Linked DNA regions of Mus musculus: region 1 is linked to region 2. A link is a loop called in an ENCODE intact Hi-C map of the cell type or tissue named here. Cell type or tissue: left cerebral cortex. All regions are shown on one strand. Each heading gives the region's core, and the rest is flanking DNA. Links, peaks and the distances in the headings are about the cores only. Region 1 holds the start of Gm33973 (a long non-coding RNA gene). Region 2 overlaps Gm39724 (a long non-coding RNA gene).

The links. Hi-C counts contacts between places; a loop is a spot of excess contacts. Peaks named below come from ENCODE experiments on the same cell type or tissue, not always from the same donor. Only the 100,000 strongest peaks of a DNase experiment are listed, where the experiment ranks them.
Region 1: a loop joins it to region 2, with 1.9 times the contacts of the local background. A loop is called at or near these places in 2 of 42 quality-filtered maps.

What each region holds. Positions count from the first base shown.
Region 1 is chr1:183,546,681-183,562,286 of GRCm38, forward strand. It overlaps Gm33973 (a long non-coding RNA gene), which reads left to right and starts at 6,762. Exons shown (of 2, transcript XR_373775.2): 1 at 6,762-6,897. In left cerebral cortex, for the core only: a CTCF peak has its summit at 6,136 (motif pointing right); no DNase peak of the experiment used is centred there.
Region 2 is chr1:183,648,435-183,664,040 of GRCm38, forward strand. The region is part of intron 2 of Gm39724 (a long non-coding RNA gene); the gene reads left to right. Among named protein-coding and RNA genes, the nearest start is that of Gm39724, 25 kb to the left of the region's middle. In left cerebral cortex, for the core only: a CTCF peak has its summit at 8,834 (motif pointing left); a DNase peak (open chromatin) is centred at 8,811.

The sequences.
Region 1 (15,606 bases), core at 2,820-10,819, 100 kb before region 2:
CCCAGGTTGAGAACCACTGTACTAAACCCACCTGTGATGAATCCCAAGCCTGCATTTGCTTTTTGACAACTAGAGACTGCACTTCAGGGAATGCTAACATACCACTCTGACTCTCTCCTAGATGTCTACAGAGATGTCTCAGAGCCCTTTCCTCAGGGTTTCCTTGCTTAGGTAGCTGGAGTTGTCTAACAACCTGATGCACTCCATATATCTCAGCCAGCCCCTATCCTTCATGGGCTTGTGTGTACCACCCAGCTTGAAAGAATTCAAATCTATTTCAGGGAGATTCTAGAACGATGCATGAACAGAATTGCTGGTAGCTCTGAAAGCTATGCAGGCAACCCAGGGAACGCTGAGGTAGAATCACAGCTGCAGGCAGACAGTGTGTACAAGCTCTCTAGGTCCCCACTTTGAGAGCCATCACTCTGTAGCATCTGCTTCTGGAAATGGATGCTGGTCTATGGAGGTGCTACTCCACCGGTAGATGGACCAGATGCTGTCGTTATAAATCTCCCCAGTGCTCTGAGTCTTTTTTACCGGCTCTAAAGCCTTAGACCGAGTGGCATTTCCAGCCCTTGCTTGTGATGATTTACTCATGTTCCTCCCTCTTCCGTCATCCCTTCCTTCCCTGGTAGGATGGCTGGAGCCTGGGTGGGCTGGTGAAATACGTACAGTCCTCTCTTTTTCCTGCCGATACCCTCCAGGTCCATCTCAGAAGGGAAAACTCACTTTTCAAAGAATAAATCTGTGAAAGTGGCCACATTCCAGGGCAGTAAATCTCTTGCAGCGTGTGCACAGGTATGCACGCCTGCACGTGTCTGAACTCTGTGCCCTTTCTGCAGATCTGTGTGGCTGAGAGAGGAGTTCTGTGCATAGAGAACTTTAATTTCAGTAATGACGGAGGGAAAAGCATGATTGGAGAAGGCAGGGAGGCATGGAACTAGAGAGAAATCGGCTCAAGGGAGGGGGAGCCAGGAGAAAAGTGGTCCCATAGATTACTTTAGCAGATAGGGAGAAAATGACATAATTTGAGGCAACTGTGGAGTGTCTGAAGGAGCCCCCCTTCCTTGGTAAGCCCCTCTTAGTGATCTTTGGGGGCAGCAGAGGGAACTCCTGGCTTCTTCCTCCTCACTCAGTTCTATTCTCAGGGACACCATGTCATAGTTCTCTCTTCCAGAGGGAGGCAGTCAGAAGAGGAAGAATGCTGGCATGGAAATAGGTTGAACTTTCCCAACAACTCTCTGAAATATTGTGAATGAAACCACACTCCTTCAACCAAGAGTCAGTGAGCTCATTGATACCTTTTCCTGCCCCGAGGCCGAGAGACAGTTATTGGTTCTTGTTAGTGTAGGTGTGAATGGGATGGGAGTGTAGCAGAGATCAGCCAGGGGACAAAGCTAACGAGGGAGGGTCCTCCCTGGACTGCAGGACTGCCTCGGAGGATGACTAAAATGCACCCAAAGTCCTTTGTCTTCATGATCGCCTGTTCCCACCACATAAGAAGACCCCCCCCCCCAAATGAATAGGGTGATGCAAGGCTCCGAAAGGACCACAGAAGCATGGGTCTGGCCAATGAGACAGGCCTGGGGAGATATAGTGAGGTCTTGTTAATGGCCATGGTTCGAAAAAGGACCCTGGATCTTTTCAACTGTGGGCAGAATGTTGTTGCTGGAGTGTCAGATGGAAGTGAGGTGGGGTGGTGGAAGTGGGACTCACAGGAAAGAGGAGTCAGAGGGCCGTGGATGTTTATTGTGATGGGGGAGCCACAGGCTCACAGAAGGGATCAGAATGTGCTGCCTAAGCTAAGACAAGGCTGAGAGACACGTCTAACGTCTAGTTGCTCAGCTGATAGCACTGTCCTTGAAGGCCATAGGCTCATTAGGAGCTGTCTTACCTGATCAAAGTAAGATAATGGGAGCAGTCCCTTGAAGTTTACACCCAGCCTTGGTTCTGGCTTTCCTTTTCCATTCCCTGGGCTACCATGAGGTGACTATGACTCATCTCTGCCACCTGCTACTGCTGCTGTGACCTGAGCTTGCCTGGTAGGCCTTCCTCAGAGTGACGGGCGGAGACCACCTGAAGCCATGAGATGAATCTTTCCTCCCTTATGTTGTTGTGCTGGGTATTTTTATCTCAGCGCAATAGGACGGGGGGGGGGGGCAGGGGTCACCTCATAAGTCTTTTTAAGCTGGCGGCATCTGTATTTCTCAGGTTCTGGTGTACAGTGTGGCAGTTGTGGGTAGCCCCATGACTGCCATACCATGGTAGGGGGAGGAACCACATACTTCAGGGACAGCTTCATTTTGTGAACACACATATCTGGTTTCTATTTTAGGGACATAATGTTTCTTCTCCAAGCTTATTATTTATGGATTCCAGATCACCACCTACTTAGAAAACATATGAAGCTGGCTTGTATATGGAGGGAACAACTTCGGGGAGGTCAGCCAGCAAGGCAACGTCATAAAAATCACCCTACGGTAGAGGGCTCCATTCAGGGCCACAAATCAAGTCCAGGTGCACCGTGCCTGGGGCAGAGGTGGGTTCTCTGTGCCTGCAGCCCTCAAGTGAACTGTCTCTGTCAGAAGTCCAGGTCAAACTGTAGTAAAAGAATATTATAGAAACCATATGTGTGTGCAAAAACATATTGCCTTCTTTTCTTCCTAGGACTTGCAAAATGTGTTGCTCCCCCCTCCTTTTCCTTGTAGGGTTTCTGAACCAGGGAAATTGACAGTCAGGGGGAGACAGCTACTGCCCCCAGCATAAATCCAGCTATCCCGGTCACTTAAGGCGGGAATGAACTTCTGATTTTCCAACTGTGGTTCCTTATACAAGGACAGCATTTGAGGGACCTACTGCGCATCTTAAGGAGCCAAGCACTCCTGGAATACAAAATAGTCCTAAAAGCCTCATATCTCGATAGAAGACTATCTTAGTATTTTCGTGAAGTTATTGGCATACAAAAATGTTGTATATTTGCGTGAGCTCATGTATGTACAAGTGTACATGCGCATGACTGCATGCCTGCACACATGCCTGTGGAGACCAGTGGTCAGCCTCAGGTGTCTGGAGAGTTGAGACAGGCTCTCTCACTAGAACGTGTTCATTCATTCATTAGGTTACCCTGGCTCACTAGCAAGCCCCGAGATCTTTATGTATCTACCGCAGTGCAGGGATTGCAAGCCCGTGTCATCATCATACTGGATGTTTTAATTTTTGTAATGTGGGTTCTGGGAATTGAACTCAGGTTTTCATGTGTATGGTGCAAGTCGTTCACTGGCTGGGCCATCTCTTCAGCCACATAAAGCTCATGTTCCTTCCTATGAATATAACTATAACTATAACTAACTGTAACTATAACTATAACTATAACTATAACTATAACTATAACTATAACTATAACTATAACTATAACTATAACTATAACTAACTATAACTATAAATCAGGGTTCTCAGGGCTCTGGATCCACCAGTCGTGTAACCTAAGCACTGTGAGAGCTGTTTCTCATTGGCCGCTTTCCTGGCAACATCTGTGTATCTTCTTGCTGCTGTGACCTTTCCGAGCACGGCTGTGTGAACAATTTTCTAGATTCAGCATCTAGAACTAAGGGAATGCATAGACCTGCCATTATCCTTGTCTGATGGCTCTCAAAGGAGACACGCAGGCTTTCTTTGATAAAAGGCTTTCTCAGTAACCCAGGAGGCTGGGGTTAAAGCTGAAAGCTACAGTGATCATTTAGAACTTTGATGGTTAGATTTCTCTTTTGAAAGATAGTGTCTGATACAGCCCAGGAGAATCTCATCCACATTATGGAACCTAAGACCCCTCCTCCACCCACCCACCCCCCACCTCCCACCCCCAATCAGCGCTGGATTACAGGCATTTACACCTGGGTTCTGTAGTGCTGGGATTGAACCCAGGGCTTCTCGCATGTTAGACAAGTACTCTACCAATAAGCTACACCCTCGTCCTGAGACCTTATTTTTTTTAATAGAGAGAAGCTAAATAGTAACAAAACACCTAATGTACAGCAGTGATTCTCAAAGACCCCTGAGGGCTAGTGTCAGCGCTCCGCTCCTTGGGAACTTGGCTGTAACTCAGAGGCCCAGGCTCTGTGGAGTCTACTAACCCAGCAGCCTTCACAGTGGGCTTCCACTGCCAGGTCTCAGCATGTCTTCTGGGTGGTTCTGAGAGCCAGAGTGACAGGCGCAAGGATGACGATGTAATCCAGCAGGCTGGGAACCGAGGTGGTATTTATTGACAATTTGGAGAAAATCCCCTTGTCTTTCTTCTTCTGATTTTAGCGGTAGAAAGAGGGGATTTGAGTCTGGCAGCTGTGGTCTTACCTTGGTGAGGGAAGTTGACCAAACTCATAAGCGTTGACATTTAGGAGTCAACATATCCATTCCCCCACTTTTATCCCATTGAAGCCTGATTGATTTGCTTTTCCATTTCTTTTTCTCTCTCTCTGATTTGTAACTTAAGTAATTCTAAAATTCACAGGTTTTATAACCAAAATGATGATGAATTTAGATCCGATGCACTTTGATGATTCAGGAGGTCTTTCAGGATGCAATTCCCCCCCCCCCCCCCCAGATGCTTTGACATCTGTGCCTGCATTGCCTGGTGACAGATGTCTCTCCTGAGGACAGCCAATTCTTAGAGATTGCAAAGGACTTACCAAGGAACAGGTCTTTCAAATGCAAATCAGACTCACCAACCCTGAACCCACACCCTGAGCGCCTGCTCTCTGCTGGCCTCCTCCACTAGAAGAGGCCTACTTCTCTGTCTAGAACATTCCAGAACCTGGGAGACCACTCCTATTGCAGAGACCAGGTACTATTCTAGTATTCCACAGCTTTTGGTCTGAGCCAGTTACCAAGGGACTCCATTAAACTACACAGGAATTGGTTTCATTTTGATTATCAATGCTGAGGTCCTGTTTATGCAAATTAACAACCACCACTTGTCCAGCCTGGGGCCCAAAGTGTAGGTTATTCATAAATAACTTATTCACACAAGAAAAACTCACAAACTTAACAAAGTAGATAGGTAAGGAGGACCTGTTCTTATGAATAGTTCTGTGAAGAAAGAGGCAGCCTGGGCACGCCTGTTGCTAGTTTTCTTTGCTTTTTGTTCTATGAGCACTCCTGAGTGTCAACACCATCTATCCTGTGAATATTCCACAGGGGAAGGTGGTGGTGACCAGGGCCCTGGGCTGTATTCAAACCGGGCTAGATTTCATTTTCAGGTTGTGGTGATTTTGATGTTAAGAAGTATCTAGTGAGACACAAAGTGACCGTGTCTAAGTGTTATGACCCGGTTCTGTATCCTGGCAGCCCCTCGAGGGTTCAAGCACACTTGAAAGGCATCTTTACCAATTTGTATCCCGATCTTTAAAGTATTAATTTGAATCCAAGGATTTCTTCTAATCAGTAAGTAGTTCAGGGGCCCAAAAGTAGTGTCACCACCCCTATGCAACAAGCCTAAAGCAGGAGACAAGGAACCTAAATCCCGTACTTTGACCCTTGAACCACCCTTGTGGCTGGCGAGACCAGGGTTCAAACGGAATGAGGAAACAGGTTCACTGCTCGGGATCTAAGCACACACTCGACAGACTATCATTCTGGAGAGCCAAAAGCAGTGCTCCGTTCACTCCAGGAGCCCCTTGTTTTTAATGCTGTGCATGGGAGTCTGAACAGTCATTTCCCCCCCAAGTGACAAGGCTACCATTTGGAAGTGGTAAGTGGTTTCTGCATGATCTTTGTGTAGAGCTTTCCACGGAAGCCTGTGTGTGTAGTGTTGAGGGATTGAAAACAAGGCTCAGGCTGAGAAAGGAGTTTGAAAAGGCAGTTGGAGGGATATCATGCCACAGAGCAGACAGGAAGGCCTGAGGGACAGTACTGGGAAAGTGGGCAGAAGCCAAGGTGGTTTGATGATAGAAGGAACCAGACCATTGTGGGGCACTGCTGCCGCTGATGGACTCAGCTGCTACTTGACACAGCCATCACTGGGAGCAGCCACTCGGGATGTGTGTGCCTCTCTCCCCTCACTTCATTGCCTTGTGTCTTGAGGGTGGTGGACATACACATCATCAGATCATGCACATCATGTTCTACTGTGGCTCCCCCAGAGGGCAGTATTGCTTCCAAACTTGTACTTTTCCAAAAATTCAGTGGGACATTTTACTATCCTGTAAACTGTCTTTGAGTGAGAGGGGGCATGAAATAATGTTGAGTTTTGTGGACATCAACCTTATTACCCTTTCTTCCTTACACAGTGAACCCCTGGGTCAAACGTATATGGCATACAATGGTACCGAATGTTAACTGAAGTTAATTACTGAATATACTCATAGAACTATAGTAGCTAAGGCAGAGGAAGTAAACCCATATTAAAAGGTAAGGATCTATTCTGGAGAGGACAAATGGATACCCCTCCTTGATAGAGGACCCCAATACAAGCAACCCCTCCAGCTGTCTAATCCCTCTAAGAGACAGGATCATGTCAGAGATTCTAAGTAGGGTGCTTCTGGTGGGCTGGAGGAGATCTTGTTTTTAAATGTAATGGCAACACTTGTAGATTGACGCTGACTGGAACAGCAGTAGTTGGTAGAGAGGAACAGTTGACAGTGGGAGAGGGTGGCTCTAAGTACAGGGAGGATTATGGGAATGGGCGTGGGCGTGGGCGTGAACTCTAGTGGGCGGCTGAAGGGTTGGAGGAAACAGGACCAGAGTTCATTGCAGCAGGAAGAGAAAGTGAGAGACGGGTACAGATGTCTGCCTTTCAATTGTTCCTGTTTCCCTCAGCGAGGGAATGAAGCTGTCAGCTGAAGATGGGGATGGAGAGAGGAGACGTTGAAGGAGGCACCAGAGCTGCTGAGGAGAACACAAAAGGTAGGCTCTAGTTCCTGCCAAAACAAAGAAACAGATGCATCAAAGCAGTGGTTCTCAACCTTCCTAACACTGCGGCCCTTTAACACAGTGTCTCATGTGGTGGAGCATGCAGTGAGAATTTGGTTTCTTTAAAGACCTAGTTGTGCACGTGAATATGTTTTTGTTTTAATCTCAGGTGTGGGATATGGGACTGCTTCTGATTGTCTCGTGCTCTAGGAGGGGTGTGATGCTTGCTTGCTGTGGATAGTTTACATTTGGAATTATGGGGACTCTGGAGAGGGTATAAATGGGAGAGAGCCTGAGAGGGCCTGGAGTTACAGATGTTCCCCCTGCTGGTTGCTGCTGCTGTGTTTGCATTGCTGCATTGCTGGATTGCTGGATATTCTGATGACAAAGATTGGACTTGACGTCCCTAGGCAGCAGGAATTAATCTAAAGAGCTCTACACACCCTTTACCCTCTAACCTTTCTCTCCTACCTAGTGTTGGGGAGTTAGAAGGGAGGAAGGTAAAAGAACCCAGCAAAGCAGCTCAAAAACGTACACCAATAGGTGACCCCCAACCACAAAATTATTTTCATTGCTACTTCATAACAGTAATTTTACTAATTGTTATGAATTGTAATGCAAATATCTAATATGCAAACCCTGTGAAAGAGTCATCCAACCCCAAAGGGGTCATAACCCACAGGTTGGGAACAGTTGTATTAAAGGAAGATTGTAGGACTTCTGGGTAGTTTCTGTATGGCTATGAGCCTTGCTCCAGCTATGTCTGGCTGTTCAATATATGCAAGAAGCTGGAATAATCCTGGATTTCACAGTATCCATGTGGAAGCTGGGATGCCAGCTGCAGATAGTGGGGAGTAAGTGATGGCTATGGCCACTGCTGTGCAGTACCACCACTGATAATATATCCAGACACCATGTTAGATTTTATAGTATCATCGATGGCAGTATATATGGCCACCATGTTATAATTTATAGTACCACCACTGGCATTATATATGGCACAAGGTTATACTGTATAGTACCACCTCTGGCAGTATATCTGGCCACCATGTTATAATTTATAGTACCACCGCTGGCACTATATACAGCCACCAGGTTATATTGTCACCATGATATATCATGACCTTTAGATAGGGGTTCCAGGACTATTCACCTAACACGGCCAGGGATAATGAATCTCCGTCATTTTGATTTTATATCACTTACTCATGATTTAATATTGGATGGTGCTGGACCAGGAGAACCATTGGTCCGAATGAAGCTTTTATGTGAACCATATAAAGCTGTCCCCCTCTTAGGCATTTTACTCCCTCTGCTGGGCTGTTGTTAATGAATACTGAAGTCAAGGAGGACGATGGTTTGCAGGCAGAGCCCGCAGTTGAGCAGTGTAAAAGCAGTTTCTGCAGTAGCTCTGTCCTTGAGCTCACCCTTGATTGGCTGCCAAGGTGTGGAGGGAATAGCAATCACCTATATTCAGTCTTTGCGGGTTTCCACCAAGACAGTTTCCTCAAATGGGAAGGGGACTTTAAAAAAAACAAGTTTTATTTTTAATTATGTATCTACGTGATTGTCTACATGTATGTGAGTGCAGGTGCCTCAGAGGCCAGAAGAGGGCATATGATCCCCTGGAGCTGTTGTTGCAGGCTGTTGTGAGCTGCCTTGGTAGGCGTTCTGGGAACTGAACCTCTGCAAGGGCCGTCTTCACCACTAGGCCGCCTCCATAGCTCTAGAAAGGAATTTTTGATTGTGACTAGGAATCAAACAAGAAATCCCAATATGCCCCCAGAGTTTAAGGAGCTGACCTTAGATTGATGTCATTAACCAGGCAAAGGTGCAGTGTAAGCCAGTTCAGTGGAGTGAAGGAGGTTTGAGCCAGTCAGTACACATGCTACAGTCTGAGATCCTGAGTCCTCTGCTTTGCAATGCAAACTAGATCTTAGGTTGGAAGACTTTTTTCCCTTGGTGACATAGCGGTCTGTGAGCCAGATTTATTCAGCTTGTGTCAAGAGGGATGGCATGAGAGGAATGCTAGAGACAGAGATTGGGTCTGACACAGAAGTTGTATTTCCAGGACTCTTGAAGTAGCACTTCTCTTTATTGGTATTAAGATGGAATGAACCCCCCATGTTAAAAGTTATTGATAAATATAGTGATTTTGGAGGGTGGGACAACAGTGACCAGAGTCCCTTGTTTCTACTGCTAGTCATTCTGGGATGGGCAATAGCACAGGTGTGTGTGTGTGGGGGGGGGGGGGAGCTGGGGGACGCTTCCTGCTATTCTGCCCCCAAACTGGAGTGGAACAATAATGTGGGACAAAGGGAAGCCAAGAGATTCCTAAGAGGACAGGGAGTCCCTGTCCCATATCACCATGGTAAGAAGGCAGGAAAATGAAGGTGACCTCAGAGTAGCTGTCTGTAGTTGCCGGTGAAAGTGGCTTGGCCTATCCAAGTCTTTGGTAAGGGAGGTGTTCTGTGCTGTTACCTGCTTTTCACAGCTCGCCGAGCACTCAACTAGAGTGATGTGGGGTACTTCAGTTGACATCATACAGCGTGGGCCTCAAGGACCAACTAGGGTCTGGAGAGGTGGCTCAGTGCTCATCATGAATACGGCTCTGCCATCCAAGAGGCTGGCAATACTGGTAGCACAGGGGTGGCACACAAATAAAGACTACCACTTTCTCTGCTTCTGTCATGTGACAGGCATTTTTTTTTTTAATAGCATAAGTGGTAGGCATGCAAATGAGATGCCGCTCCTGTCTTTCTCTGGCTCAGGTGAGGGAACTGGAACAGTTACTCTGCATTCTCTGCTCATCAGTGTGAGATGTCAGGTAGCCGGTCATGGCGTGGCGCAGGAGGCAAGGTCTACAGAGAAGCCATTAACTGACCCCTACCTTCTTCTTCCCCAACCTCGTCTTCTCCAGTAGATTTTCTAGTGCTCTCTTGCCTGATGCCCTCCATGCTGCAAGGGCAGACACACTAACATTCTGGGCACCAGCGCTTCAAGCCCTTCCTTGGCTGTGATAGATAGATGGTGATCTGCACATCTACTGTTGTGGTCACTGATGCTGGGAAGGCATTGACCAGGCTCTGCAGAGGTTTTTGACTCCTCATGGGGGATGCAGGGCATACCTGTGTTAGCACCTTTGCCTTTTTGGATCTCGGGTCAAGGGTAGTATGTGAGGAGCGGGTGTGGCGGCAGTCCCAAAGGCGCCAGGGACTGCAGCTAAGTCGTATGACTTGCACCTGACTTTCTCATATAAGCCACAAACATCTTGAGAGCTGCGCAGGTATACCAGGATTCAGGTGAATCCATTTTGATGGAGATATGCCCCTGCTGCCCTGATTAGCTGAAGCTGCGTGCCTGGTGAGGTGGCGTGGCCTGCTGTGCATGGATGGGAACTGAGAGTATAAAAGAATGAGAGGCCCAGGGTTCGGGGGAGATATAAACAAGGGAGATATAAACAAGAAGAAACAGGACTGAATAAACGTGTGCAGAAGGATCCTGTTGCAGCGTCGTTCTTCCTGGCCAGTTGGGCGCGCACAAGAGTAGTAAATCTTGAGGCCTGTGGAGAATCCTGCCAGAGAGACATCCCTATTGCATGAAATACAGCAGCTGGTGATGCTCAGCAATTCTGCAGCTCTGTAGTTACCCGTAGGGCCTGAGGTGACGAGAAGAAAGGGTAGCCCGTGTTTTCTAAGGCCATGGAGTTAGTAATTAGAATCAAGGTCAAACTTTCATCTTTCTGATCCCAAAGCCTTAAGGCATTGCTTCCCAACCAGACCGTTTCTTCCTCTCTAGGGGACATCGGACAATGCCTGGAAACAGTTTTAATTGTCACAACGGGAGGATGTTGGCATGAGAAACATGGCAGGCTCGATGCTGCTAACAGGATCCTGTTCCCAGGATGCTCTTCTTTATGAGCTGAACTATGTCTCCCTAGAAAGACACATGGAAATCCTAATTTAGCTCAGCACCCCAGAACCGACCTACCCACATATTCCCACATGATAGTCTGATGACAAAAACCAAGAAAACCCAGGAGGAGGTGAAAGCAGAGACTGGGGCGCCCTGTCACACCAGCCAGGGGGCACCAAGGATTCTATTTATATAAGTTATGCTTCTCGTGGCGGTGACCAAAATGCCTGACAGAAACTACTGAAGGGAGGAGGGCTTAATTTTGTTTTAGCTCATCGTTTCGAACAGATTTCATTCTATTCAAATGGGGAAGACAGCGGTGTTGAGAGTAAATCAGACTCTAACATTAGAAGCATGAGCTTGCTATGCCCCAGTGTAAGGGAATGCCAGGGCAGGGAGGCGGGAGTAGGTGGGTGAGTGGGTGGGGGAACACCCTCATAGGAGCAGGGGGAGGGGGGTGGCATAGGGGGTTTCTGGAGGGGAAACTGGGAAAATGGATAACATTTGAAATATCCAATATAAAAGGAAGCATGCGTTTGGTCACATTATAACAGCCAGGAGGCAGAGAGCTATACCAGAACAAGACACTCAAAGACCCACCCCATTTGATCTACTTTCACCAGCCAGGTCCCATAGCTTTCCAAACAAAGGGCAATCTGGGGCTCAAGTGTAGAAAGCAGGAACTTCTAAGATACATTTTGGAGTTAGTCCCTAACACTGCCATTGTCAGAGCTTGGAGAGAGGCATGGACCATCTCCCCTCCTCCTTCCCCCCCAGAGCCCTGAGGAAGAGCCAACCCTTCTGATACCTTGACATCAGACTTCCAGCTTCCAGAAGTATGGAGTTGTAAGTCTTTCCTGTTTTCAGCTACTCTGTCTGTGCGTTCATTCCCAGCAGCCCCGGCAAGTCAACGCACCCCACAACAGAGGACTACCTGTCCACAGTGTCGACGGTGCTGCCGCTTGCAACACCCTGAACTAAGAGAACACCACACTTCCATACGCTTAGCAAAGGCTTGGGCCTCATCCTCCCTCTTTGCAGAGTCCACCAGCCATCCTGGGGAAGGTTGAAGCAGTTCTGCCTAAATCCAAACAGAGGTGTTTTAGCAGTGCAAGCTGATTTAGAGGTTAGAAATTTGTCTCTCAACATGGTTACCATAGTAGATTCATCTGGTAACCTAACTAGCCTTCATCCTCCACAGGAGTCAGAGGAACCAGCTGGAGCTGTGTTGATGGATTGAGAGAGTGGTTTTGACAGGGTGAGACCCCTGGGTTTCTTCCTGGCCTGAAAATCTATGGCCTTCAGGGGTTGGTTGGGTGGTCTGAAGTTTCTTCTACAATGCTACAACCTATTTTCTTGATCCCTGTTTTCTTTATAAGATTTAGGGCTGTGTCTTAACCTGAAACCCAAAAGTAGTATTTCATTTCACCGAAAGGGAAATATTGCATCATATCTTAATGGGAAAAAATGGCGGAGTTGGTGGCAAGCTTGAGCATGCTCAGAGCAAACGGAAGAAGCGTGTGTGTCACCTGCCCATTCTCTGTCTGCTAAGGTGTTTCTACAGTCTGTGTTGTCCCACAGCATGGGTGGCTCATTCAGTATCCGGTGCAAAATGCTTTTTAGTTAATGGAACCCGGATTCTGCAGAGCGTGTACTTTCCTGGCCTTTTAAGCTGGAACAGCAAGTCAGAGAGTAAATTGAGGAGGCAATGCCTCTTGCTTGGGCATTGGGCATACAGGCAAAGACAGGACACACGCACACACAATTCATGCACATGCATGCACACACAACACACATACACACATACATAAATGTATATACATAATACATGCATGCAATGTATACACACTCAGAAAACCTACAGGGTTGTTAGCTTGAATGGACTTTGCAAATAGTAATTCTCAAAGTTTGTACAGAGACTTTTAATATGACTCTATCTATCTATCTATCTCTATCTATCATCTATCTTCTATTATTTATATCTGTCTATCATCTATATACTTATCATGTATAAATGAATCTATCATCTATGTATATATGTGTGTATGTATATGTATGCATGTATGTTTGTATATATGTATCTATCTATCTATCTATCTTTCATATTTACTTAGTGTGTAACTGTATGTGTGTGTGCATGTAGGCATGCCACAGAGCATAAGTGGAGGTTATAGGATAACTCTTTGGTTCATTTCTTCGACCATGTGATATCCAGGATTAAGCTCAGGTCCTCAGATTTGGTGGCAGGTACTTTGACCTCCTGAGCCATCTTGCAGGCTAAATGACTCCTGCTTTATCATCAAGAACTGATGAAGTGGGTGAAATCCTTAAGGTGGAAGCCAGCAGTGACCCATAGGAAACTTACAGGGAGGGTGGCCTGTGCTCTGTGACCCTACCTCCTGTGCTTTGCGAGAGCAGGTTTTGCTGGCTTTCTCAGGGCAGAACAGTGTTTTCCGTTGTATTTGTGGGTTCTCCCTCCTCCTTCCTCAAGGCACTCAGTGATGTAGTTAATTAGCACTGAGCCTGATGATGGTAAGGTCTGGGAATTCCCATAGTTCACTCTTGGTCTTAAATGTGTACTGGAGTCCATGCTTTAGCATCCCTGGGTCTAAGTGCATTTGCTGGAAAACTGGAGAAATAGCATGGGGTCCAGATAGATTTCCAAGACAGGCTGTTGAAGGATGGCCTTCTGACATGGAGACTATCATTTTCCTCAGCTTTTCCTTTAAATTTATTTACTTGTATCCTCTCTCCCTCCTTTCTTCCCTCCCTACCTCCCTCCTTCCCTCTTTACCCCCGTCTCTTTCTTTCTAAGTGCTTTGACTGCATGTCTGTATATATGTGTACTGCCTGTGTGCCTAGTGCCATGGAGGCCAGAAGAGACTGCTGGGTCCCACGGAACCAGAGTTATGGGTGGTTGTGAGTGGACTTATGGGTATTAGGAATTGAACCTGGGTCCTCTGAAAGAGCAGCTGGTACTTTTAACCTCTGAATCATCTCACTGACCCCATCTTGTTTCTTGACTTCCCACTTGGACCAGTTTTGTTCTGATATGCCATTCTAGAAGGTTGACCACCTAGTGCTTCCTCTAAGACTTTCTCTATTTTGTTCATTGTCCTGGGGATTGAACCAGCACCATGCATGCTAGGCCAAGGCCAACCTTCCCAGTCTCTTCATTTGCTGTCACTCCGTTCCCATGGTAACATGTTTCTCTATAGCAGACACAGAGAGGGAGGCATGGAGACCTAGGTTGAAGGCTCAAGTCTGTACCAGCTGTGCGATCACAGAAAAGTCACGTAACATTTTGGACTTTAGTTTCCCTGTCTGTCAAATGGGAACTATGCCCGTGCTGCCTGCATTCAAGTTTTGTGAGCATCAGATTTGATCATGATGTGAAAGGGCTTTGAAAATGGCAAGGCAGTATTTAAGAGCCACAGGTCATCACGCACACATTGGAATCCCCTCCCGGCGTTCATGGGATACTGCAGTCATGTCTCTGTCAATCTCGCTGCCTATTCGAGGGGCAACAGCTCCTTTCCTGTGCCACTTGATTATATTTTGTTTTCTCTTATTGTTCAGGCTTGCTTGTCAGTGATTCGACTCAGATTTCTCAATCACAGGTTTTTCTGTGAGCACGCTGACTTCCCAATGTCATTGATTAAGGCAGAGACAGTGCTCTAGGGGACACAGTTTCCTGAGAGATGACTCCTAAGAGTGCCACACGGACCTCTGCATCTTAAAGCGGTGCTTTGCACTCGTGCCTGGGTTTAATTTGCAGTTTAAAATATAGATGCGTTTGGAGTGCTCAGTGCCTGTCCCTGCTCCATCTGCGGTGGCTGCAGAGAGGGTGAAGAGCTTGCATGATCTGATGCTGGGGCTTCTGTGTTTAAGAAGGTACTGATGGGGGTGGGAGGGCATGGCTGCATTCTGCTAATTAGATCTCTTGCTGCCTGATGTTTGCATATCTAAGAAGGATGGTGGATTTTTTTTTCTGCCCTTGCAAGAATTACAAGGCATTTTCTTTCTTTTTTTCTGGTCCTGGCTATAGGATATCAGTTGCTTTTCTTCTTGAATCTTGTGGCCTCTGCTCTCTTTTTTGTGGCCCTCACAGTCACTGGCTATGCTATTTTCTGTCCACACTGAAGGTCTGAGGTAGTGGGCCAGAGTAAATGATAGTACAGAAACTCCTTGGCTCTCTTTGGCTCTGGGTGAGTAGCTGAAGCAATAGGAAATGACTGTGTAGCTGCATATGAAAGTCACAGAAAGGGGACCCTTCAGACAGGTCCCCTCAGAGAGCTTCTGGGTGCTTCTAATTCTGACCTGGGTGGTCTTCAGAGTTACCTCTGAGCCCAGTGGAAGAGAGTGGGACTCTGATTTCTTTATCACAAGATTTCCTTATACTGACGTCTTTCATTTAAGTCTAAATTATTTGTCTATCCCTCCCTGTCTGCTGGTGTCCGAGGCTTAGGTCCACTTGGATCTGTAATTCCTTGATGGAAGTGTGTGCTGGGATCTGCTGACTACTGGAACGTGTAGAGAGGCACGGTGATGTTGGGAATGTGTGAACAGTTTTCATAGTGCTCTCTCATGGGAAATCCTCATGTAAATTGTCCTCAGAGTCCTGAATAGTAGGGAGGGGACAAGCCATCAAGTTCTCTACAGTTAATAAAATGAAGGAAGGAAGAAAGGCTGGAGAGATAGGTCAGTCAGTGATGTGTTTGCCCTGTGAGCACCAAGACCAGAGTTTAAGTAGAACCCAGGTAAAAATCTAGGCATGACAGCACACAC
Region 2 (15,606 bases), core at 5,062-13,061:
GGAGAAGGTACCATGAGGTTCTGAGAAGAAGGTATATCCTTTTGTTTTAGGATAAAATGTTCTGTAGATATCTGTTAAATCCATTTGTTTCATAACTTCTGTTAGTTTCACTGTGTCCCTGTTTAGTTTCTGTTTCCACGATCTGTCCATTGATGAAAGTGGTGTATAATGTGTGCTTTGAGCTTTACTAAAATTTCTTTAATGAATTTGGCTGCCCTTGCATTTGGAGCGTAGATATTCAGAATTGAGAGTTCCTCTTGGAGGATTTTACATTTGATGAGTATGAAGTGTCCCTCCTTGTCTTTTTTGATAACTTTGGGTTGGAAGTCGATTTTATTCAATATTAGAGTGGCTACTCCAGCTTGTTTCTTCAGACCATTTGCTTGGGAAATTGTTTTCCAGCCTTTCATTCTGAGATAGTGTCTGTCATTTTTCCCTGAGATGGGTTTCCTGTAAGCAGCAAAATGTTGGGTTCTGTTTCTAGCCAGTCTGTTAGTCTATGTCTTTTTATTGGAGAATTGAGTCCATTGATATTAAGAGATATTAAGGAAAAGTAATTGTTGATTCCTATTATTTTTGTTGTTAAAGTTGGCGTTCTGTTCTTGTGGCTGTCTTCTTTTAGGTTTGTTGAGGGATTACTTTCTTGCTTTTTCTAGGGTGTGGTTTCCGTTCTTGTATTTTTTTTTTCTGTTATTATCCTTTGAAGGGCTGGATTCGTGGAAAGATAATGTGTGAATTTGGTTTTGTTGTGGAATTCTTTGGTTTCTCCATCTATGGTAATTGAAAGTTTGGCTGGGTATAGTATCCTGGGCTGGCATTTGTGTTCTCTTAGTGTCTGTATAACATCTGTCCAGGATCTTCTGGCTTTCATAGTCTCTGCTGAAAAGTCTGGTGTAATTCTGATAGGCCTGCATTTATATGTTACTTTACCCTTTTCCCTTACTGCTTTTAATATTCTATCTTTATTTAGTGCATTTTCTGTTCTGGTTATTATGTGTCGGGAGGAATTTCTTTTCTGGTCCAGTCTATTTGGAGTTCTGTAGGCTTCTTGTATGTTCATGGGCATGTCTTTCTTTAGGTTTGGGAAGTTTTCTTCTATAATTTTGTTAAAGATATTTGCTGGGCCTTTGAATTGAAAATCTTCATTCTCATCTACTCCTATTATCCTTAGTTTTGGTCTTCTCATTGTGTCCTGGATTTCCTGGATGTTTTGACTTAGGATCTTTTTGCATTTTGCATTTTCTTTGATTGTTGTGCTGATGTTCTCTATGGAATCTTCTGCACCTGAGATTCTCTCTTCCATCTCTTGTATTCTGCTGCTGGTGCTTGCATCTATGGTTCCAGATTTCTTTCCTAGGGTTTCTATCTCCAGCTTTGCCTCACTTTGGGTTTTCTTTATTGTGTCCACTTCCCTTTTTAGGTCTAGTATGGTTTTGTTCATTTCCATCACCTGTTTGGATGTGTTTTCCTCTTTTTCTTTAAGGATTTGTAACTCTTTAGCAGTGTTCTCTTCTATTTCTTTAAGTGAGTTATTAAAGTCCTTCTTGATGTCCTCTAGCATCATCATGAGATATGCTTTTAAATCCGGGTCTAGCTTTTCGGGTGTGTTGGGGTGCCCAGGACTGGGTGAGGTGGGAGTGCTGCATTCTGATGATGGTGAGTGGTCTTGGTTTCTGTTAGTAAGATTCTTACGTTTGCCTTTTGACATCTGGTATTCTCTGGAGTTAGTTGTTATAGTTGTCTCTGGTTAGAGATTGTTCCTCTCTGAAGGTGAACAGATATCTGGCATTCGGACCTCCCTCCTGGCAGAAGATGAAGGCCTGAAACAGGACCTGTCCCAGAAGTGTGTTGCTTCGGCCTGTGACAGAAGCTGTTAGCTTCTGTAGTTCACACTCTCACCTGCACAGACTAGTTTCAGAGGGATCTAGGAACCAAGATGGCTCCCCCAGGTGCTCTGGCAAAGCCCTCCTGGGCAGGACGGACACCTCTCCTCTGGCAGGGAAGGTGCCCGGATGTCTGGGCCTGAAACGGGGTCTTTCTCAGAAGCTGTCCTCTAGAGACCTTGGGGGTGGTCTGCTGACTCTGTGCCCAGGTGACCAAGTGCTGGCACCGACCGGAAGGGACTTTTGACCCTGGTCAGGCCGGGTTTCCTGCTTCTCTAATGCTGTCTCAGGTCCCACGTGCTTGGATTGGAACAGAAGTTGTGTTCCACTCACCAGTGGTTCTAAGATTGCGTGGAGAGTCCTCTAGGGGACCTTGGGGGTGTCTGCCGACTCTTTGCCCAAGGTGACCCGGTGCTGGCGCTGACCAGAAGGACGGGCCCTCTGCTTTCATGGAAAGCATACCTACACACTGAGCTGTCCCCATAGTCCTTACTGCTTGATCTTTGCTGGCACACATTTCTAGACTTAGTTTTGTGCTGTATGCTATGGATTCCAGTCATATGGAATACTGAACTGTTTATGGGAAAGGAGGTTGGGTCAAAGTTAAGCGAGGGGTTCATAGTGTCTTTAGCATTGTGGTATATGAAAAGGAAATGGCAAGATGGAGTTAAAATTGGGGTGAAAGAGAGTGTGGACAACCCCAGCTCCGAGAGGTTTGTGTTTGCTACACGTGATCTGCCAGGTTGGACTTTGCTTTCTTGCTTACATCTGTAGAATGTTTCTGTGGAGTATTCAGGGAATGATGGTTGTGGTTTAGCTGTTATTTACTTTAAATTAAAAACAATTTTGAAGCAAAATAAAAATCATGATGCAATATGTCTTATTTTATATTTTAAAACGTTTATGTTTTATTTATTCTTAGAAGATTTCATACACATATACAGTGTACCTTGATCATGTCCATCCGTACCTCTCACCTTCCATTCCCCCACCCCCACCCCACCCTGCCGACACCTCTAACACATCCCTACTACCTTCGGGTCTGTTTTATTGTAACCCACTGACACACAGTGATTGCACATATTTTTCGGTTACAGTATGATACTTCAATATACAAGAGCCTCATTTTATTAAAATATATATTATTAGTGTCATTTACGTGTATATATTTAAAGCTTGAGGTTTTAGTTTTGGCATATTTATATATGCCAGCATATTTTCAACATATTGCTAGTATTGAATATCTTAAATACACATGAATTACTCAACATAGCAAAGAGCCTGGGGCCTAGAGAGATGGCTCAACAGTTAAGAGCACTTGCTACTTTTACAGAGGACTTAGGTTCAATTCTTACCACACAGTAGCTCACAACCACACATGACTCCAGTTCTAGGCAATCCAATGTCTTCTGGACTCCATAGGCATCAGGAGCACACATGGTGCACATATGCACACACAGGAACAATACTCATGCATATAAAATAAAAAATAAAACTTTAAAATAGCAATCAATGTGGTTAATAAGTGAGTGAATAAACTGTATAGACACTTCCCAGAAGAAAAATATGAATGGGCAAGAAATGCAGGAAAAAGTGTGTGGCATCCTTAGCCTTACTGGAAACATAAAACCTACACTGACATCTTATTATCCCAGACGGGATGGCTGATGTCAAGGAAACAGAAAATAATAAATGTTGTTGCATAGTCTGGGCAAGGGGATTACTCCTTCTACAACTGCTGGTGGGAACAGGAACCTGCTGTAGCCACTGGGAAAATCAATATGGAGGCTCAAGAGTTCCAAATAGCATGATCATCCATTCACTTGTGCCATGTCTTAGGTCTATTTCCACATATTCGTGGAGGTTACAAACACAAGCCCAAATAACAGCAGGCTAGCTGTCTTTTGAAGTGTTTCTCTATGTCCTCTTGTTATCTGCCCATATAATCTTCCCTCTGTGCTGACCCATGTCCCTCCTTATAAAGATACCATTTATGTTTGATTAGAGTCTCCTCTCATAGTCTCAGTTCATTTCAGTTACCTCTTTAAAGGGCCAGTCTCTAAATATATCCATATTCTGATTTGCTATGGACTAGAGTTTAGAGTTCACTATTCTCTTCTCCTCTCCTCTCCTCTCCTCTCCTCTCCTCTCCTCTCCTCTCCTCTCCTCTCCTCTCCTCTCCTCTCCTCTCCTCTCTTCTCCCTCCTTCCCTCCCTCCCTGGAGTGCATGTTTGTTAGTGATCACAGGGCCTTCCACATGCTAGGTAAGTGAGCCCTCGGTGAGCTATATCCACAGTTCTTTGTTTTCGTTTGTTTGTTTGAGATAGAGTCCCACTAAGTTGCCCAGGCTGGCTTTGAACTCACCATGCGGGGCTGGTAGAAATTGAATTTGTGACTCTCCTTTCTCAGCCTCCTGGCTATCTAGGATTTTGGGCATGAACCACCTTACCTAGATCAACACAGGAATTTTGAAGGACAGCCTTTGTGTGTCAGGCACATTATTAGCTGTTAGTTATTTTTTAAATCTTATTATTTTTTAAATCAAGTATGGGAAGGTCTTCCTTTGATGATAGTATTTACCAAGAGTGAGTAGAAGTTGTCAAATGTCCTTTCTACATTTGTTGGAATAAGTGTGTGAGTTTTTATTTATTTATTTATTCTATGCATTTAGGATATTGACTCAATTTTCCACTCTTGGGATCCTTTCATTGGTTACAATTTTTATATATTGTTGGATTTTATTTTCAGAGCAGTACTAGTGACTGAAAAAGAAAAACTACCAAAACTGTAATTGGTATTTATATAGAAAACACACAGAAAGAAAAGGTCAAATTCAAGAGAATTCTTGAAAAATTTACTGAATTCAGAACATGGAAGCCAGAAAGAGTCCACGCTTTATGCATAAAGTTCATGTCACTGACATTGGGACCCATGGATGATTAGTGCTGTTTCTGAGATCTTTGCTTGACAGTGCTCTATAAATCTGTAACAAGGCAGTGTCTACATTACCACCTAGGAAAGGAGCTGTGCTCAGTGCAGTTATAAACTGGATGGGACCTAAAAGACCAACTCAAAGAAGAGAAACCTGGCAAAATTTTTCCAAAATCTATTTCAGCTTCATTGTTGACATTTGTAGTTACAGCCAACTGTATACAACAGCCAACTGTATATACTTCTGATGAGCTATTAAGTATAGTTTAAAGTTTAAGTTTTACGTAGAAGTGGATTCTCAGGTCACAACTGCAATGAAAAGAAACCATTCTGGCTACTAGATTCAAGGACCCTGAGCCAGAATGAAAACAATTTCTTTTTTTGGAGAAAATTTTGCTATGAATAGAACTACTAGACAAAATTTCAAATAAAGTAAAAAATAATGAACTACATTCTATATTTTTTAAAGTTTATTGTGATTCTTATTGTAATTTAATAAATAAAATTTATTTATTGGGATTAAAAAATGGAAGAATTCATTGTGTATCACAGCACAATGATCATGAAGACAAGTTGAGAAGGCTTGGTCCAGAGTTCTCTGAGATAAGAAAGCTGTCAAAGCTTATCTTTGTGAAGAGGTGAAGTGGGGGAATAAGGTGTGCTCATCTGCCGGCTGTGTGTGATATTATAACAACCATAATACGTCTGTGGGAAGAGGGACAGCCTTCCAGTGGCAGCCGAGATCAAAGGCGAAGACAAGAGTTAAAAGCCGGGAAGAGCAGTTTCTACAGATTGCTATGACATGGCCTGTGGTTTCGCAACAATTATCAAATAAATCACAATCTTGACATTCCAAAAATGCAAAAGGTTATCAGGCAAGGCCATATGGATTCTTTGTTGTTGTTTCTGCTGTTGGCTGTCTCAGCTGAGTTCTCCTGATGTGTCCTGGGCCTGGCCTCTGAATTCTGGGGTTACAGGTATGCATCCCCTACCTGTCTCACTTTATGAACTTTGATAGAATATTATCATAGTATTGCTCATTAAAAGAATAAATATTTTTCCTCTCACGTCCATTTCTTTAATTGAGAAATCATTTCATCTCTAACGTCACAGGAGAAAAAAAAATCCTCGGGTGACACAATAAGAGATTGAAATTACAATGTTGGAAACAAATATTAAAAACAAACTGCTGTGTTGTCTTCACTTTGGATAAAGGTCGAACATTAAGAAATTGTGCTCACAAATCAAAACAACCCTGAGATTCCACCTCACACCAGTCAGAATAACTAAGATCAAAAATTCATGTGACACCAGATGCTGGCGAGGATGTGGAGAAAGAGGAACACTCCTCCATTGCTGGTGGGATTGCACGCTTGTACAACCACTCTGGAAATCAGTCTGGCGGTTCCTCAGAAAATTGGACATGGTACTACCGGAGGTAATAACTCTTCTGGGCATATATCCAGAAGATGTTCCAACTTGTAATAAGGACACATGCTCCACTATGTTCATAGCAGCCTTATTTATAATAGCCAGAAGCTGGAAAGAACCCAGATGCCCCTCAACAGAGGAATGGATACAGAAAATGTGATACATTTACACAATGGAGTACTACTCAGCTATTAAAATGAATGAATTTATGAAATTCCTAGGCAAATGGATGGATCTGGAAGGCATCATCCTGAGTGAGATAACCCAATCACAAAAGAACTCACATGATATGCACTTGCTAAGTGGATATTAGCCCAGATACTTAGAATACCCAAGATATAAGATACAATTTTTGAAACTCATGAAACTCAAGAAGAACGAAGACCAAAGTGTGGACTCTTCACCTCTTCTTAGAACTGGGAACAAAACATCCATGGAAGGAGTTACAGAGAAAAAGTTTGGAGCTGAGATGAAAGGATGGACCATCCAGAGACTGCCCCACCCGGTGGTCCATCCCATAATCAGCCACCAAACGCAGACACTATTGCACACGCCAGCAAGATTTTGCTGAAAGGACCCTGATATAGCTGTCTCTGGTGAGGCTATGCCGGTGCCTGGCAAACACAGAAGTAGATGCTCACAGTCAGCTACTGGATGGAACACAGGTCCCCCAATGGAGGAGCTAGAGAAAGTACCCAAGGAGCTGAAGGGGTCTGCAACCCTATAGGTGGAACAACATTATGAACTAACCAGTACCCCCAGAGATTGTGTCTCTAGCTGCATATGTAGCAGAAGATGGTCTAGTTGGCCATCATTGGGAAGAGAGGCCCCTTGGTCTTGTGTCTTAGTCAGGGTTTCTATTCCTGGACAAAACATCATGACCAAGAAGCAAGTTGGGGAGGAAAGGGTTTATTCAGCTTACAATTCCATACTGCTGTTCATCACCAAGGAAGTCAGAACTGGAACTCAAGCAGGTCAGAAAGCAGGAGCTGATGCAGAAGCCATGGAGGGATGTTCTTTACTGGCTTGCTTCCCCTGGCTTGCTCAACATGCTCTCTTATAAACCCAAGACTACCAGCCCAGGGATGGTCCCACCCACAAAGGGCCTTTCCCCCTTGATCACTAATTGAGAAAATGCCTTACAGTTGGATCTCATGGAGGCATTTCCCCAACTGAAGCTCCTTTCTCTGTGATAACTCCAGCCTGGGTCAAGTTGACACACAAAACCAGCCAGTACAATCTTGCAAACTTTATCTCCAGTACAGGGGAAACACCAGGGCCAAGAAGTGGGAGTGGGTGGGTAAGGGAGCAAAGGGGGGGAGGGTATAGGGGACTTTCAGGATAGCATTTGAAATGTAAATGAAGTAAATACCTAATAAAAAAATTGGAAATAAAAAAGAAATGGTGCTCACTAAGACACCCTTGAAAGTCACGTGATCCTATTGTGAAAGTGCTTTTGTAAAATGGGTTTCTCTGCTGCTGGTGTTATCAAAATAAAACACAACATTCGGGCATCACCCGTGAGAAATGCCAAGAGAAAGCCTGCCCAGATGCGGACAAGCAGAGACCATAGCCACATTTCATGTTAACTCTAATAGTGTAGGTGTTTGTGCAGTATGGGGATTTGAACTCTCGTACACAGCTCTTTATTTTGTTTCAATGACAAATGGCACAAAGGTATGGGCAAGTCATGACTTATTCACCTGTATGTGCACTTTATGTGCACGTCTATTGAAAAGGTGTGTAGTGGCAGCCATTCTGTTCTTCCTGGCCATGATGGTCTATTCCCTGACCAACTGTGAGTCTGAATAAATCCTTCCCTCCTCGACTTGTTCCTTGTCAAGGGTGCTGTAGCAATGAGAAAAGTAACTAAATACAAAAGCACCAAGGTCCAGATGATTAAATATTTGAAACAACAAGCAAACTGGTTCTTTACCACTCTGGTAATATCACTGTCAGTTATAGTCCATGTCCAGGGGAGAGGTGAATTCAGGGATGCTGGGGGTGCAGGGTGGGGTGGGGGCGGGGCAAGGGCGGGGACGGGGGCACCATTCCCAGAAAGACTCCGAGATCTCGGCTTCTGGAAGGTCTGTCACACTCTCACCCTTGGTTCTACGCCTGTTTCCTACCTACAGTTGGTTCTCTAGTTCCCAGACTTGGGCTTCTCATTCTTTTATGACAGGAGTAAGAATACTTTCTAAAGCGACGTAAGTCACCATCATGGTCTTGTCAAATAGCCAGCCTAAGGAAGACCAGCCTAAACCCAAAAGGTGAAAAGATACAGTGTGCCTGAGGTGCCCCTTAAATGAGGTATTCCCTGACGTGTCTCCCAAAGCCACTTCTTCAGAGCTGCGGGTCCACAGGTTTCCATGTAGAGTCTCGCTTGCTTTCTGGCTTCTAACTCAGAACACAGCCTTTTCCCATTCCATCCCGTTGCAACCTTCTGGCTGAGGGTCCTTAGCCCCCCCTGGGTAGGAATCTTGTGTAGACAAGAAGCAGCTCTTCAAGTGCCCTCTCTGGATGTTCTCAGGGAGCAGCAGCAGTAGGCAGCCAGAAGTGGTAGCAAGTGGCGCCCTCTAGTGTTAGGTCCCCATATGGGCCTCTTGCGCATCAGCATTTAGGATCACAAGTGTTACAGATTTGCTGTAGGCCTTAGGCTCTTGGCACCCTTAGCCTTTGGCAGTGACCTATGATAGAACTCTGAGCCTGAGGTATGAGAGCCATGGCACTCTGGGAATCCGGAGATCATGCCATGCAGTTTCTCTTTTCTGGCTTTCTATTCCTCTTTACTCTCGGCTCTCTTGTCAGCAGTCCAGTTCTGCCAACCTTTATCCTACCCTGCCTTACTTCAATGGCTCAACTGCCTCTTCTTTAGCCGTCGGTCAGCTAAGCTGGCCTTGCTGTGTTTGCAGCTAGGGCACATTGTGACTTCATGTCTATTTCTGATGTCTACTTCCTGCCGTGATTGCTCCTGGGCTGTTTGGCCGACCACTTGGCTCCTTCCATAACCCAGTTAGACTGGAGTAACTTGGGAGTAACAAACTCTACCAGGACTGACTGGGGCACCTGATCAGGCAGGCCCCTTGGGAGCTGGGAACCTGCTGTGTCTTCAGCTGAGATGCAGCTGGCTGCCATGTTGCTTTCACGGCTGCCATGCCAGCTCCCTGGCTTTCTGGGTCACTTCTCTTCTGATGTTGCCACCATACTCAGCCATCTTTCTTCTTGTTACCAGCTCAGCCCACGCTACTGGAAGTAAGCAAGAGAAAAGCATCCTAGAGATTCATTAGGCTAAAGCTTTAACACCAAGGCAGGCAGCAGCAGTGAGTGTCTCCTAGCGAAATAACCAACCGGGCATTAGCAATCTGCTTATATAGCCCAGGAAAGAGTTTTGAACTGATTACAGCCACTCTGGACCAGTCACAGCTGGTTTTTACCTATCACAGATGTTTGTTTGAGTTGATCACAGCCTGGCTTCTGAACATCAGTGACAGTCACTGAGGTTTGCGTTTTAGATCCATCCCAGCCTTCTTTCTTAGCCCTGTCATAGCAGTTCATCAGCTAGACTGTCGGAGGAGGCGTTCCCCTCTCTGCTCAGGGTAGGCTAGAGTTCATAGGTGGTCATGATATCAAAGGCCAGGAATAAACTATTTCAAATAGTCCCTGCTGAGGCTGTGCCTTCGAGAATCACACAGTAGGCTAGGCTCATGTGTTCTCGACTTAATGTGGAGAGTGTTCAAGATGGCGCGGGCTGGCAGAAAGGTAGTCTGGCCAGCTGAGGAATGATAATCCTGTTGTTCAAGGCAGTCAAGGTCTGCAAAGAAGAGGCCAACAGATGCCTTCCCCACACTTTGCTACTCATAGGAAAATGAACATGCCGTTGGCCCAAGTAGTGTCTTTGATCAATTTTAGCTGGACTTTCTGGGTGGTGTCCAATCATCCCATGTTCTGTCTCAGAGAGGTAGATGCTTACTGCGCGTTCCTGGTATAGAGTCAGGGTTGACCTGGCCAGTTATTGACCGAAACTTCCACTCCAGTGAATTGTCTAGTGAGTCACTTCCTCTCTGCATTGTTAATTGTCTATGACAAGAGCTAGAATGTGTAAAAGGGACCTGTGTCCTACAGTGACATCAGTGCTAACCATATCCGTGTCACCTGAACACTACTAGGAATGCTAGTTACCCAGGCAGAGCCTGGGTCTACAGATCAGAAACAAGAGTGTCCCTGACACCTAGTGTTTGAAGGGTTTATTGTTCTACTATCAACAGGAAATAGATCCATTGAAGGCTGGCCTCAGGGAAATGTATTTCTGTCATGGATATCTATAGGAGGCTAGGAAGGGTCAGGGGTACAGAGAGCTCCTCAGGGCCTTGGCGATAGTGGATGAGCCGTCCTTGCACTGAGCTGTGTCTCTCTGAAGTTCAGACTTGCTTATTTGATCTGACCTTGGAACTTTGACCGTTGGGAGCAGCATCTGGATTTTCTTTGCAGACAAATACGTTTACTTTTCTGTAAGTTAATTTGTTTGAAGTGAGGAGAGGGCACGACAGAAGCTTCTGTAGAACCTAGAGTGCCACGTGAGAGGGATGGACCACTGCCATGTGAGAGTGACAGGCCACTGAGGGCCACAAGTGTGACCCTGAGTGGGCTTAAGACAGGCTCCCTCCTGGGAATCCTTGCCCTTCTCACTGAGTGGCCAGGCTGCTGCAGGAGGTAAGCTCAGATCAGAGCAGGCTTTCTCAGAAGGTGGTGGCATTGTCCCCAAATAGCTGGGGATTCCTCAGTGCCCCGTGCCTGACTCAGGGTCAGACATGAACTCATCACATTGTATTTGTCTGTTCATCTTACACCTCAACTAGATTGATTTCCTTCTGCTAGGGACTGTGCTTGCTCTGCCTCTATCTATCTATCTATCTATCTATCTATCTATCTATCTATCTATCTATCTATCCATAATCTATCATTTATCTATCCATCTATGTATTTATGTATCCATCCTCTATCTATCTATCTATCTATCTATCTATCTATCTATCTATCCATAATCTATCATCTATCCATCTATGTATTTATGTATCTATGTATCCATCCTCTATCTATCCATAATCTATCTATCTATCTATCTATCTATCTATCTATCTATCTATCTATCTATCTATCTATAAATAATCTACCCATAATCTATCATCTATCTATCCATCTATGTATTTATGTATCTATGTATCCATCCTCTATCCATCTATTATCTATCTATCTATCTATCTATCTATCTATCTATCTATAAATAATCTACCCATAATCTATCATCTATCTATCCATCTATGTATTTATGTATCTATGTATCCATCCTCTATCCATCTATTATCTATCTATCTATCTATCTATCTATCTATCTGTCATCTATCTACCTATCTCTCTCTATATCTCTCTATCTCTTTCTTTCTATCTCTCTCTCTATCCATAATCTATCTATGTATACACCATCTATCTATCTATCTATCTATCTATCTATCTATCTATCTATCTACCACCTATCTATCCATCCATGTATTTATGTATCCATCCTCTATCCATCTATTTATTATCTGTCTATCCATAATCTATGTATCTATGTATGCACTATCTCTCTCTTATCTCATCTATCTATCTATCTATCTATCTATCTATCTATCTATCTATCTATCTATCCATCTATCTACTTATAGCTCCTGTTCCTGAGTTTTAGCCTTGACATGTATTCAGCTATTTGATAACCCCTGGCTGACTTATGAATAAGTGAAATCATAAACGAATGGATTCTTGTCGACATTTGTATCATAGCTATGGCTCTATTCCTGCATTCTCCCAAGCCAAATAGCATGCCCCTTCACTCACCAGACATGGCAAGCTTAGGAAATATTAATTCTTCCCTCTTTGCTTGTTCAGTTTATGAGACGGAAGGTAAGTCCTTCCTGACTTGTGACTTTGATTTTATGGCTCCCATACTTGATCTGAGGCCAAGCATATCTCCCTTTATGCCAACGACATTGCCCTTCTGAGGATTTGGCAGCAGCAGAGTTATCTGACTGGTTTATGTCAGTGGATGCTGATCTTGTTGGGGTGTCATTGGAAAGCCCAGATTGTATCAGTCTGTGGATGGTTTAAAAGTTCCCTCTGTGCTCCCTCAGGGCTTCTCTCTGCTGCCAGGAAGGAATCATTGCTCTAAAGAAGTTGGGAAGCATCTTGTTACTGTTTGCTGTTTGTCTGTTTCTTTGCTTACTCAGGAGCCTTGTGTCTTATATCAAAACCGTTGTATTTGAATAGTTGGAAAGAAGGCATCAACTAGTCTTGTGTGAGGTAGCACAAGTGACATACTTGCCTGGTTTCCAAGGGTGCTTTTCTTCATCTCCATCCTCTGTATCCACACATTACCCACCAATCCACGCATCACTAATAATCACACCTGCTTCCCACATCCCACCTTCCTACCAGCTGCCAAGTCTGCACACAGGCCCTGAGGGTGCAAGCTATTAGGCTGTACCACTCGGTCACACAGCTCCGCCCCTTCCTTGGTTATCACCAAGCATGGATAGGAGGGAATCTCTAGCACTTGAGCCTGGATAGAGCAATAATGAAATCTCTTGGGGACACTGGTGATAATCTCATCTTGTAGACATTTTCTATTCATTGTCACATATCTTCTTAGTCTTGTAGGCGAGGTTTAACGGTGACCTGTGTCAGCTTTTCAAGTATATTTGAAAGGAACTGTTGGAGCCAATATTACATTCCTCCAGGTAACAGGGCAAATAGCCTGTGGTGAGAACTTAGGAGATAGAAATTAGTGGAAGGAAACATGTTTATTCAAAGCTGACCTTGAAAAGTAGACAGGGTAAACTTTCCTAGATTCTCTGTCTCAGGGGTTTCAAGATACAAAGAGTTTATATGTAAGAAACCAGGGAAATACAGAGAGACAATGGGCAGGGGCCAAGTGCTAGGACGGACACACACACACACACACACACACACTCCACAAAGAGGTAGTAAATCCAGACTTGACTAAATGGCCAACAGCCACCTGTTTTTACAGATTTCTTTCTGTTTCCTGTTTGGGGGTTTCTATTTGGGGAACTAAAACAGATACCTGGAGAAAGGGATTTCACATAAAGAGCTATAAGCCCTCTTAGCCCTCTGAATGAAGGACAAGCCACCCTACAGTCATGAGGATGTATGGCCCCTTTTTCCTTCCTGGCCCCACCCACAGAGAAGTTAATATTCTAGTAATATAGCAAGAGATAATATTTTGTTGACTTAAACAGATAAAATCAATGAGTAGAAAGCACACCATTTCATAATAATCTCAAAATGCTTGTTAGGGCACTTCACAATTAATGCTTGTTAAATGCCAGGCAGATCTTGCAGATACTCCACTGATATAAAGTAGGTGTTAGTCTCAGTTTTCTATGTCCAGCATAGATGGTCATCACTCTTTTTTCCTAATTCTACATTGGGGATATTCTAGAATAATGGTTATTCTTGGCACCATATTCCCACTGCCTCGAATCCCCGTTTTCCATCCAGTCTCCTGTATGTTTCTCAAAGTGTTTTCTTCAGGTGTAGCACCAGAGGCTACGGCACGGCATGGGACAGGCTCAGCAACTGCATGGGACAGGATGCCGGGAGTTTATATATAATTGTTCTCAGACTATTAGGCTAAGTAGAGGAAACCGTGGTAGTGACCAAGAAAAAAAAAGATAACGGTAAAAGGGGTTTGTGGGAGCAGGGGTGTATTGTGGACAGGTTAGGGAAGGCTATGTGTGAGAGGAGCAGTTACTGTAAATCCAGGGACAGAAGTCGGTGTGGAGAGATGCCCGATGCGGTAGGGAGGGAGGGTGTGGTTCTGGCCATGTCTTCCTCCCTTCCTTCTGTTCCCCTTAGCTGGGCTCAGGTAGGAGCCAGAGAGCCCATCGAAGCCCACAGTTAAATGTTAAGGCTGGGGAGGGAGCATAGAGGCTGCACACAGTGAGGGGATACAGCAGTGAGGGGAGATACGCCGGCGAGGGCAGTCCGAGTCCAGCCGGCATACAGCAGTGAGTCTTTGTCAGACATGAATGTTTTCTTCTGAGGCACAAGGCTCCAAAAGGTCAGCAATTTCACTTTCCGTTTGGATGCCTTTCCTGGGCAGGCAGCGGGATTCTCTGCTTGCAATTTGTTCTGGGAGAATGGCTCTGCTGTGGAGTTGGACAAGGAACAGAGCAGCCTAAATATTGAAAGCTCGGCCCGGAGGTGTCTGTGGTTTCTAAGAAGTCTGGTGTGAGAGGTGTCATGAGCCCAGGAGAAAGAGCTGGCTTTTTGTGGTTAGACAAGGAGTTCAAATACCATCCCCTTCCTTAAGAAAAAGAAAGAACTCCTATCTCTTAAGCATTCATTGCACCTGGGTGCTGTTTTTCTGAAGGCCTCTTCCCCACATTTCTGTTTTTATTTTTAATTTTTTGTTTTTACTTTTGAAAAGATGTTTTTTGTTTTGTTTTTCAAGATAGGTTTTCTCTGTATAGCTCTGGCTGTCCTGGAACTTACTTTGTAGACCAGGCTGGCCTTGAACTCAGAAATCCGCCTGCCTCTGCCTCCCGAGTGCTGGGATTAAAGGCATGCACTACCACGCCTGGCTGATTTTTTAAAATTAGATATTTTCTTTATATACATTTCAAATTTCAAATGCTATCCCAAAATTTCCCTATACCCTCCCCCCACCCTCCTCCCCTACCCACCCACTCCCACTTCTTGGCTCTGGCATTCCCCTGTACTGGGGCATATAAAGTTTGCAAGACCAAGGGGCCTCTCTTTCCAATGATGGCCGACTAGGCCATCTTCTGCTACATATGCAGCTAGAGACATGAGCTCTGGGGGTACTAGGTAGTTCATATTGTTGTTCCACCTATAGGGTTGCAGACCCCTTCAGCTCTTTGGGTGCTTTCTCTAGCTCCTACATTGGGGGCCCTGTGTTCCATCCTATAGATGACTGTGAGCATCCACTTCTGTATTTGCCAGGTACTGGCATAGCCTCATACGAGACAGCTATACCAGGGTCCCTTCATCAAAATCTTGCTGGCATATGCAATAGTGTCTGGGTTATCTTTATCATATTAAATTGGGTTATTTAAGGGCATTTTCATGCCACTATACTACATTCTTTGAGCACAATCCTTCTCACCTCCAAGAACCCCTCCCCCTTTCACCCCTCTCTCGGTTAGCCTTCTCCTTTCTCCTAAAATTCTTTCATCTATTTCCATGTCATTTGTACAATGATACTATGTATCTATGTAAAACCCAGGGCAACCAAAAGAGAGGAAATGTGTGACTATCCATAGCTGCATCCATTTTCCTGCAT